Regions from separate parts of the Homo sapiens genome. Here region 1 is linked to region 2. A link is a loop called in an ENCODE intact Hi-C map of the cell type or tissue named here. Cell type or tissue: natural killer cell. All regions are shown on one strand.

Region 1 (5,000 bases), 91 kb after region 2:
CTTTTCTTTAAGAGTGTTGAATATTGGCCCCCACTCTCTTCTGGCTTGTGTGGTTTCTGCCAAGAGATCCACTGTTAGTCTGATGGGCTTCCCTTTGTGGGTAACCGGACCTTTCTCTCTGACTGCCCTTAACATTTTTTCTTTCATTTCAACCTTGGTGAATCTGACAATTATGTGTCTTGGAGTTGCTCTTCTCGAGGAGTATCTTTGTGGTGTTCTCTGTATTTCCTGAATTTGAATGTTGGCCTGCCTTGCTAGGTTAGGGAACTTCTCCTAGATAATATCCTGAAGAGTGTTTTCTAACTTAGTTCCATTCTCCCCGTCACTTTCCAGTACACCAATCAAATGTATATTTGGTCTTTTCACATAGTCCCATATTTCATGGAGGCTTTGTTGATTTCTTTTCACTCTTTTTTCTCTAATCTTGTCTTCTCACTTTATTTCATTAATTTGATCTTCGGTCGCTGATATCCTTTCTTCCACTTGGTCAAATCGGCTATTGAAGATTGTGCATGCATCATGAAGTTCTCATGCCGTGGTTTTCAGCTCCATCAGGTCATTTAAGGTCTTCTCGACACTGTTTATTCTAGTTAGCCATTCATCTAACCTTTTTTCAAGGTTTTCAGCTTCCATGTGATGGGTTAGAACATGCTCCTTTTGCTTGGAGAAGTTTGTTATTACCGACCTTCTGAAGCCTACTTCTGTCAACTCATCAAACTCATTCTCTGCCCAGTTTTGTTCCATTGCTGCTGAGGAGCTGCAATCCTTTGGAGGAGAAGAGGCGCTCTGGTTTTCGGAAGTTTCTGCTTTTCTGCTGTGGTTTCTCCCTGTCTTTGTGGTTTTATCTACCTTTGTTCTTTGATGTTGGTGACCTACAGGTGGCATTTTGGTGTGGATGTCCTTTTTGTTGATGTTGATGCTATTTCTTTCTGTTTGTTAATTTTCCTTCTAACAGGCCCCTTAACTGCAGGTCTGTTGGGGTTTGCTGGAGGTCCACTCCAGACCCTCTTTGCCTGGGCATCACCAGCAGAGGCTGCAGAACAGTAAATATTGCTGCCTGATCCTTCATCTGGAAGTTTCATCCCAGAGGGGCACCCGCCTGTTTGAGGTGTCTGTCGGTCCCTACTGGGAGGTGTCTCCCAGTCAGGCTACACGGGGTTTTGGGACCCGCTTGAGGAGGTAGTCTGTCCCTTCTCGGAGGTCGAATGCCATGCTGAGAGAACCGCTGCTGTCTTCATAGTTGTCAGACAGGGACGTTTAAGTCTGCAGATGCTGTCTGCTGCCTTTCATTCTGCTATGCCCTGCCCCCAGAGGTGGAATCTAGAGAGGCAGTAGGCCTTGCTGAACTGTGGTGGGCTCTGCCCAGTTTGAGCTTCCAGGCCACTTTGTTTACACTGTGAGCTACTCAAGCCTCAGCAATGGCAGATGCCCCTCCCCCTGTCAAGCCACAACGTCGCAGGTTGATCTCAGACTGCTGCGCTAGCAGTGAGCAAGGCTCCGTGGGCGTGAGACCTGGTGAGCCAGGCATGGGAGGGTATCTCCTGGTCTGCCGGTTGCAAAGACCATGGGAAAAGTGCAGTATTTGGTCAGGAGTGTACTGTTTCTTCAGGTACAGTCTCTCATGGCTTCCCTCGGCTAGGAAAAGGAAATCCCCCGTCCCCTTGCACTTCCCAGGTGAGGCAACGCCCTGCCCTGTTTCAGCTCACCGTCCATAGGCTGCACCCACTGTCCAACCAGTCCCAATGAGATAAAGCAGGTACCTCAGTTGGAAATGCAGAAATCACATATCTTCTGCATCCATCTCGGTGGGAGCTACAGACTGGAGCTGTTCCTATTTAGCCATCTTGGAAGCGACCCTTAATTTTTGGATTTTTTTCTGAGACAGATTCTCGCTCTCTTGCCCAGTCTGGAGTGCAGTGGTGCAACCTCAGCTCACTGTAACCTCTGCCTCCCGGGCTCAAGCGATTTTCCTGCCTTAGCCTCCTGAGTAGCTGGGATTACAGGCATGCACCACTACCCTTGCATAATTTCTGTATTTTTAGTAGATATGTGGTTTTGCCATGTTGGCCAGGCTGGTCTCAAACTCCTGACCTCAAGTGATCTGCCTGCCTCAGCCTCCCAGAGTGCTGAGATTATAGGCCACTGCACCTGGCTGAATATTTTTTTTTTTTTTGAGCCTGTCTCTGAGTACTTTTTTCATGTAGGGCTCTTGGTGGCAAATTTTTTTAGTTTTAGAAAGCCTCAAATAGCTTTATCTTCATATTTGCTTTGAAAGTTTAGATGAATATAAATATCCAGATTTTAAATTTAAAGAAATTGCTCCCGTTATCTTCCAGTATTACATTCAATGTAGATAAAGTCAGTAAGAGTCTGATTCTCATCCCTTGCTTAATGATGAATTTTTTCTTTCTCTGAGGCATTTAGAATTTTTTAATCCTTATTATAAAATTTTCAGCAGAATGTTTAGATGTAAATCTTTTCTTACTAATCTTACTCAGCATTTCATGAAACCTTCCCATATGAAGGTGCATGTCTTATTTCAGCGTAGGGGCATTTTCTTAAGTTATTTTATGTCATTACCTTTGTTGTTTGTATCTTTTGCACTTCCTATTTGAGCAGCTTTCAACTGTTAGGACATGGTCTCCGTGTTTTAAATCTATTTGTTTGTACTTTACATTTCTTGGTCTTTCTCATTGCTGTTCTCAGAGATTTCTTTGAATTTATCTTCCAGGTTTAAAAACTTGGTCTAGGGCAGGGCACAGTGGCTCACGCTTGTAATCCAAGTGCTTTGGGAGGCTGAGGCTGGTGGATCACTTGAGCCCAGGTGTTGTGACCAGCCTGGGCAACATGGTGGAACCCCATCTCTACTAAAGATACAAAAAATAAAAAATTAGCCAGGCATGCCTGTAGTCCCAGCTTCCCAGCAGGCTGAGGTGGGAGGATCATCTGAGCACAGGAAGGTTGAGGCTGCAGTGAGCTGTGTTCATGCCACTGTACTGCAGCCTGGGCGACAGAGTTAGAACCTTTCTCAAATAAACAATAATAAAATAAAAGCTTGGTCCTATACAGCATCGAATTTTAATTTCACCCATACAGTAAATTTTTCAGTGATCATATTTTTAATTTTCAAGATTTCTTGTTCTCCAGTTGTTTATTTCTTCATAGACTTTTCTTGTTTTAAGTCTGTCATATTCTTAATCTTCCTGAGGATACCAAATCGAGATTTTGCTTGTTTTAATTCTTTCCAGTTCTATTAGTCCATTTTCACACTGCTGATAAAGACATACCCGAGACTGGGCAATTTACAAAAGAAAGAAGTTTATTGGACTTACAGTTCCACATGGCTGGGAAGGCCTCACAATCATGGCAGAAGGCAAGGGAGAGCAAGTCACATCTTATGTGGATGGCAGCAGGTAAAGATATTGTGCAGGGAAATGCGCGTTTTTAAAACTATCAGATCTCATGAGACCCATTCACTGTCATGAGAACAGCACAGGAAAGACATGCCCCCATAATCCAGTCATTTCCCACTGGGTCCCTCCCACAACACGTGGGAATTATGGGAGCTAGAAGATGAGATTTGTGTGGGGACACAGAGTCAAACCATGTTATTCCACCCCTGGCCCCTCCCAAATCTCGTATCTTCACATTCAGAACCAATCATGCCTTCCCAACAGTCCCCTGGGGTGTTAATTTATTTCAGCATTAACTTAAAAGTCCACAGTCCAAAGTCTCATCCAGGACAAGGCAAGTCCCTTCTGCCTATGAGCCTGTAAAATCAAAAGCTAGTTAGTTACTTCCTAAATACAATGGGGGTACAGGCATTGGGCAAATACAGCCATTCCAAATGGGAGAAATTGGCCAAAACAAAGGGGCTACAGGCCCTATGCAAGTCTGAAATTCAGCGGGGAAGTCAAATCTTAAAGCTCCAAAATGGTATCTTTTGACTCCATGCCTCACATCCAGGTCACACTGATGCAAGAGGTGGGTTCCCATGGTCTTGGGCACCTCCTCCCCTGTGCTTTGCAGGGTACAGCCTCCCTCCCAGCTTCTTTCACAGGCTGACATTGAGTGTCTGTGGCATTTCCAGGCATATGGTGCAAGCTCTAGGTGGATCTACCATTCTGGGGTCTGGAGGACTGTGGCCTTCTTCTCACAGTTCCACTAGATGGTGCCCCAGTAGGGACTCTGTGTGGGGGCTGTGACCCCACATTTCCCTTCTGTACTGCCCTAGCAGAGGTTCTCCATGAGAGCTCTGCCCTGTAGCAAATTTCTGCCTGGACATCCAGTTATTTCCATACATCTCTGCAATCTAAGCGGAGGTTCCCAAACCTCAGTTCTTGACTTTTGTGTACCTGCAGGCTCAATACCACATGGAAGCTGCCAAGGCTTGGGGCTTGCATCCTCTGAAGCCACAACCTGAGCTGTACCTTGGCCCCTTTTAGTCATGGCTAGAGCTGCTGGGACACAGGGCACCAAGTCCCTATGCTACACACAGCGGGGGTCTACAGGCCTGGCCCATGAAACCACTTTTTCCTCCTTGGCCTCCCGGGGTGTGTTGGGAGGGGCTGCCATGAAGACCTCTGACATGCCTGGAGACATTTTCCCCATTGTCTTGGGGATTAACATTCAGCTCCTCGTTTTTAATGCAAATTTCTGCACCTGGCTTGAATTTCTCCTCAGAAAATGGGATTTTCTTTTCTATCACACTGTCAGGCTGCAAATTTTCCAAACTTTTATACTCTGTTTCCATTATAAAACTGAGTGCCTTTAACAGCACCCAAGTCACCTCTTGAATTATTTTCTGCTTAGAAATTTCTTCTCCCAGATCATCCTCTGCCTAAATCACCTCTCTCTAGTTCAAAGTTCCACAAATCTCTAGGGTGGGGCAAAATGCTGCCAGTTTATTTGCTAAAACAAAGCAAGAGTCACCTTTGCTCCAGTTTCCAACAAGTTCCTCATTTCCATCTGAGACCACCTCAGCCTGGACCTTATTGTTC
Region 2 (5,000 bases):
GTCACAGCTTACTGCGGGGGCTAGCAAATGTCTGCTTGTTTTTCAAGGAATAGGAAGAAATGTTTAGTGAATACCTAGCAGTCTGTTGCCAGAGATGGTTTTTGTTGTTTCAATTCCATTGTACATTCTTCTTAGCATTTAAAAAATTATTTGAACTTTTGAACAGGCAATATCTTCACATACTTTAAAAGTTTGAAAATCTGAAAAGTTACACAGTAAAATGTTTGCTTATCATTCCTGCCCCACATCTACTCAGATCCCACTAGGTAATCATGGTTATTACTTTATCATGTATACTTCCAGAAACCTTTTGTTTAAAAAAGCAAATATGAATTTTATATATATATATATGAAATCTCTTCCTCCCTTATTACATAGATGGAGCCATAATATACCCAGTACTTTGTACTTGGCTGTTTTCCCTTAGTAGTATAAGATAGTTATTTTAAATTTTGTATTATTCAGTCTCAGTGACAAGGTGGCGTTCCCAGCGTCAGGGAATTTCTAATCTAATCTGGTCAAGGTATAATCTACTAGTAAGGAGGAAGAGATACAAGTAGTGGAAGCTTTTGTACTAAAATCAAATACTTACCTGTTACTCACTCTATAACTCAATACCACATTTAGAGCAAATGAGTAATACCTTTATAAGTCAAATTAGATTTTTAGAAAACTGCTTTAGGAAATTAGGCATGCTAAGATAATTCTTGGCATTTAAATCACATAATTAAGGGAATAGAAAATGGTTTGTGTTAGGAAATAGATCTTTGACTACATTTTTGCATGACTTTCTGATGTACTAAGTACATTTTAGTGGTCAATGTTCTCTACATTAAATGGCTTTTGTTTTGGTAAACCCATATGTTTGGAGTATTAATGGTTGTATTTCTAATTTGTTACCCTGGCCCAAATGATGAAGTAATAGAATGTTGCATATTTCCTTCCACTTAACATTTAATTTGTGTTAATGAAACCAAATGTCACTTTTAACTCTGGAACTTCTAAAATGAACTACACCGGGAAGCCCTCTGTATTCTTTGTGGTTTCCCATGTTCCATGAGCCAGCAACCGGGTGTTCACTTGCAGTGACTCTGGTTTACTCAGCCCCTGGGGATGCATTACTGCTCGGAAATGGGAAGGGAGAGTAGCAGGTGGTGCGTAATTGAGAGCTGTGTTTGATTGGGACTGACCTGGTGCCCCTTTCCTCTGCCGGTTTGAATGAGAGTTTAAAGGAGGAACTGCTGCTGCTAAGAACAAAATGAACCCGAGTGCCTCTTACTGTTTGTCCCGACTGTCAGTGCATAGGGATTAACTAACATCCAGGAACTTTTAGCTGGCCTCTGCTTTGTTCTTCAACATTCGGACCTTCAGTGAGCTCTAGACCTGCACAAACGACCTGCAGCAAATGGCAGCTTTCATTTGGGCTGAGGAAGAGGAATATTGGAGAGAATGAGGAGAAGGAAATAAATATCTTTCCTTTTTGGCCCTTCCTGCTTTATCTTTCTCCATCTTTATGCCTTTATTAATGAGGATTTTCCAAATATCGGTCTTCAAAAATGCCATAAGAAGACTTCATTTTCTGTGGTTTTAATGTCATAAAATATCTCCTTATGTGAAATAACTAGATATGCTGGATCAAGCATAACAAACATCCCTTTAGGACATTGCTGAATCTGTATTTAAAACATAAGGGAAGAACTGAGGGAACAGATGGAAAAAGGAACTGGAAATGGAAGTGAATTGACTGCTGCAGCTGCCCTCTGGGCTCCTGCAGATCTTGGTAATCAAAAGGATTGGGGTTCAACTGCCTTGTGGGAGACAGGAGACAGGGTCTTGGGTCCATTTAAGTTAGAGATACCATAGTAACGTGAGACACTCAAAGGACTGTGGTCTCAGTAGAGAGGTGACAAATACGTCTTGACCTGTTCTTGCCTGAGGAAAACGTTTCTAAGAATTCTTAACCACAGGCCCTCCCTCATAGATTTTCAGTTTCAATTTATACTCTGTGTGGTCTGGCAATTTCCAAGCTGTGAAACTTATTTAAAACAGTCTGATGGTACTCACATAAATCACCAAGTTAAAAAAATACAAAATAGAATAAAAAATATGAGCATGGAAAATAAATACTATCAAAAGGGCTCAGATTGATTTAAAAAGGAAACACAGACAATTCTTTAAGACTGAATGGACTAAAGAACTCATTCATGTAACCAAAAACCATTTCTGCCACAAAAACTATTGAAATTAAAAAAAGAATGACTTAAATAAGAATGGATCTTATACTCCAAAAAGAAAGAAAGAAAAGAAAACAACAACAACAAAGCAGGATATGGGTTAAACAAGAATAGAGGAAATAACTGAAATGCAAGATAATACCTGAAGAAATTACCTAGAATGCAGCACAGGGTGGCAATGTCAGGCCTTCAGTGTTTCTTCTCTGGATTTTTGAAACAGCTTTCTAACTGGTATTCCTGACACTGTTCTTATGTGCATCCAGACTATTAGCCTTGGATCCCAGCTCCTGTGATCACATTTTCAAACCTTCACCCTCCATTTTCCACTAATCTTTTATAGACAATAGCTAATCTTTTACTCAATAGCTACCCCCAGGAAATCCTCCCTGATCCTAAAACTGCATTTGTTCGTTAGGTGCTCCTGGCCTGTGTTCCCATTGTACCTAGATCATAACCCAGTTATAATCTTATTACATTGTTATCATTAATGCTTTTTAAAAAGTTTTACTATTCATCACTAGAGTGTAAATTGTTTGTAGACTAGCAAAGCTCTGTTAACAATTATAGCCCTAATGTCTACCACTTTGTACAATTAGTACTTTGTAAGCACTCAGTAATTGTTCATTGAATGTAAGAATGAATGGTGTATGTGAAAGGTGAAGCTATATAGGTCTAATGATGCTTAGATCCTAGGAAAGGGCCTATGGTTCATGTTTCTGACAGGAGATTATTTAGGTAGTTCATTTAGCCATTTCACATGACCAATGTGTTAATGTCTGAATTTAATCTACTCGTTCTGTGCTGTCTTAAAAGTCAAACTTTTCAGTAAAACGAAACCAAACAAAAAATACACCCCTAGCAGTTTGTATTTCAGCTCCCCACCCCCACCAGACAACTTTTTTTAAACATTTTATGTTGGTAGGTACATAGTAGGTCTATATATTAAGGGTATATGAGATATTTGTTGCAGGCATACAATGTATAATAATCATATCAGGGTAAATGGGGTATCCATCACCCCAAGCATTTATCATTTCTTTGTGTTACAGATATTCCCATTATACTCTTCTAGTTATTTTTAAATGTACAATAAATTGTTGGCTGTAGTCACCCTGTTGCACTCTCAAATACTAGATCTTATTCAATATATCTAACTATACAAAATTATCTTAAGTTTGAATTATAGAGGCATTTTCACAGTAGCAACCAGTAGGTACTGACTCCATCACTGACAATAGCTATAGGTCACACTCTGTGTTTCTGAGTGACAGCCACACATGGTAGATACTCATGTCACCACCTAGTTTATCTTCAAATGTGAAGGACTCCAGTGACACTCACATTTAGTCCTTTCATCTTTGGTAGTAAAGATGAATCTTTGTCATCCCCAGGACCTCTTCTTTTTGTTTGTTTGGTATATGGAATGAAATGACTCAGGTGCCTTCTTTCAGTTAATTTAAGTTGTATAGTAAGATCAACCGTAGAATACTATCAGTCATCTTGGAATAATATCTTTATCATCATCCAATTGATGATGCTTCTTCCAGTTTTGTTTCCTGTTGCTATCACTCCATCTGTCATTAATTGCACTAAGATAATAATTCTCTATTGTGTGGCCTGACATACTGTTTTATTACAATTATTTGGAAGGTCTTGTTACTACTGCACATTAAAAAACAATTCTAAGGTATGTGAATTGTTTAATATTTAAAAATGTAGTCATTCTTGCTTATTTCCATTCTGATCTTCGTACAGGAGTTGAAGATGGAATTATACCTAACCGCAGTGATGAGAAATTTGTGGTGAACAGTGTCACATACCCTTTCACTCTCTCCCTGCCCATTTAGACCTCCATAATTATTAATAGTTACATTGTGCTTTCTCAATGCAACCTACTGTCCAGTCTCAGCACAGCGAGTACTTCAGATCATTACTACTTGTCAGGTTTAGCACTCAAGATCCCAGGACTAGCTTTTCTTGTATAATTCCCACTTGTTGTTCACTTTGCACAAAATACCTGTTTACATATCTATGCCCTAAGGTTTGTCCATACATAGTTATTTCTGAGCTCATATTTTGGATGCTATTTATCCCTCTTCCATGCTGTTCTTTGTAGTGTCTACTACACAAAATTTGTAACGATGTGGTAACAGTAAACATTTATGAGTGGTTGTCATGATGTAGCAGGTACTGTGTTAAGTACCTGACATTTATTATTTCATTGAATTCTTGTACTAACACCAAGAGTTAGGGCTCATTGCTCTTCTCATTTTATAGGTGGAGAAACTAGGACAAGGCTAAATAATTGGTAAATGGCAGAGCCTGGGTTTGAATCAAGGCCACCTGACTTCTGAGCCCAAGTTGGTAACCTCTGAGGTAGTCCTTAAAGAAGGTTGGGTTAAAACCAAACTGATTGATAGTGAACATACTGCTTTTGCCTGTGTTGGCACTAGACTAAAATAAAAACCTTTTCCTTTATGTTTTCCCAGATTCCAAACCAACTTGGCCTAACCTTTCAAGTCTCTAAGAAATTTATAGTTTTATATCTATTAAAAAAATCTTCTGGTAGACTTCATAAATATGACTTAGATTTTTATTAAACTTTTTTGCTCGTATCTTTCTGTATCTCAGAAAACCTTTAATTTTTGAGACAGTAGCTATTTGTGTAGGCTGTCTTATATGTTCACAGATGGCATTATTTTATCAGTCCTCAAACCATCTGTAGCATCAACTTAGTCTATTCCAATTGGTGTCATCTTTCATTTA

Evidence for each region. Peaks named below come from ENCODE experiments on the same cell type or tissue, not always from the same donor. Only the 100,000 strongest peaks of a DNase experiment are listed, where the experiment ranks them.
Region 1: it touches region 2 in a loop (2.5-fold over the local background); 1 of 110 quality-filtered maps calls a loop at or near these places.

The regions. Positions count from the first base shown.
Region 1 is chr5:80,845,200-80,850,199 of GRCh38, forward strand. All of the region lies in intron 20 of MSH3 (mutS homolog 3), which reads left to right. Among named protein-coding and RNA genes, the nearest start is that of RASGRF2, 110 kb to the right of the region's middle. RefSeq lists an enhancer at 1,413-1,913. In natural killer cell, no CTCF peak of the experiment used is centred here; no DNase peak of the experiment used is centred here.
Region 2 is chr5:80,753,949-80,758,948 of GRCh38, forward strand. The region is part of intron 12 of MSH3 (mutS homolog 3); the gene reads left to right. Among named protein-coding and RNA genes, the nearest start is that of DHFR, 100 kb to the left of the region's middle. In natural killer cell, no CTCF peak of the experiment used is centred here; a DNase peak (open chromatin) is centred at 1,913; H3K27ac peaks cover 3,795 bases.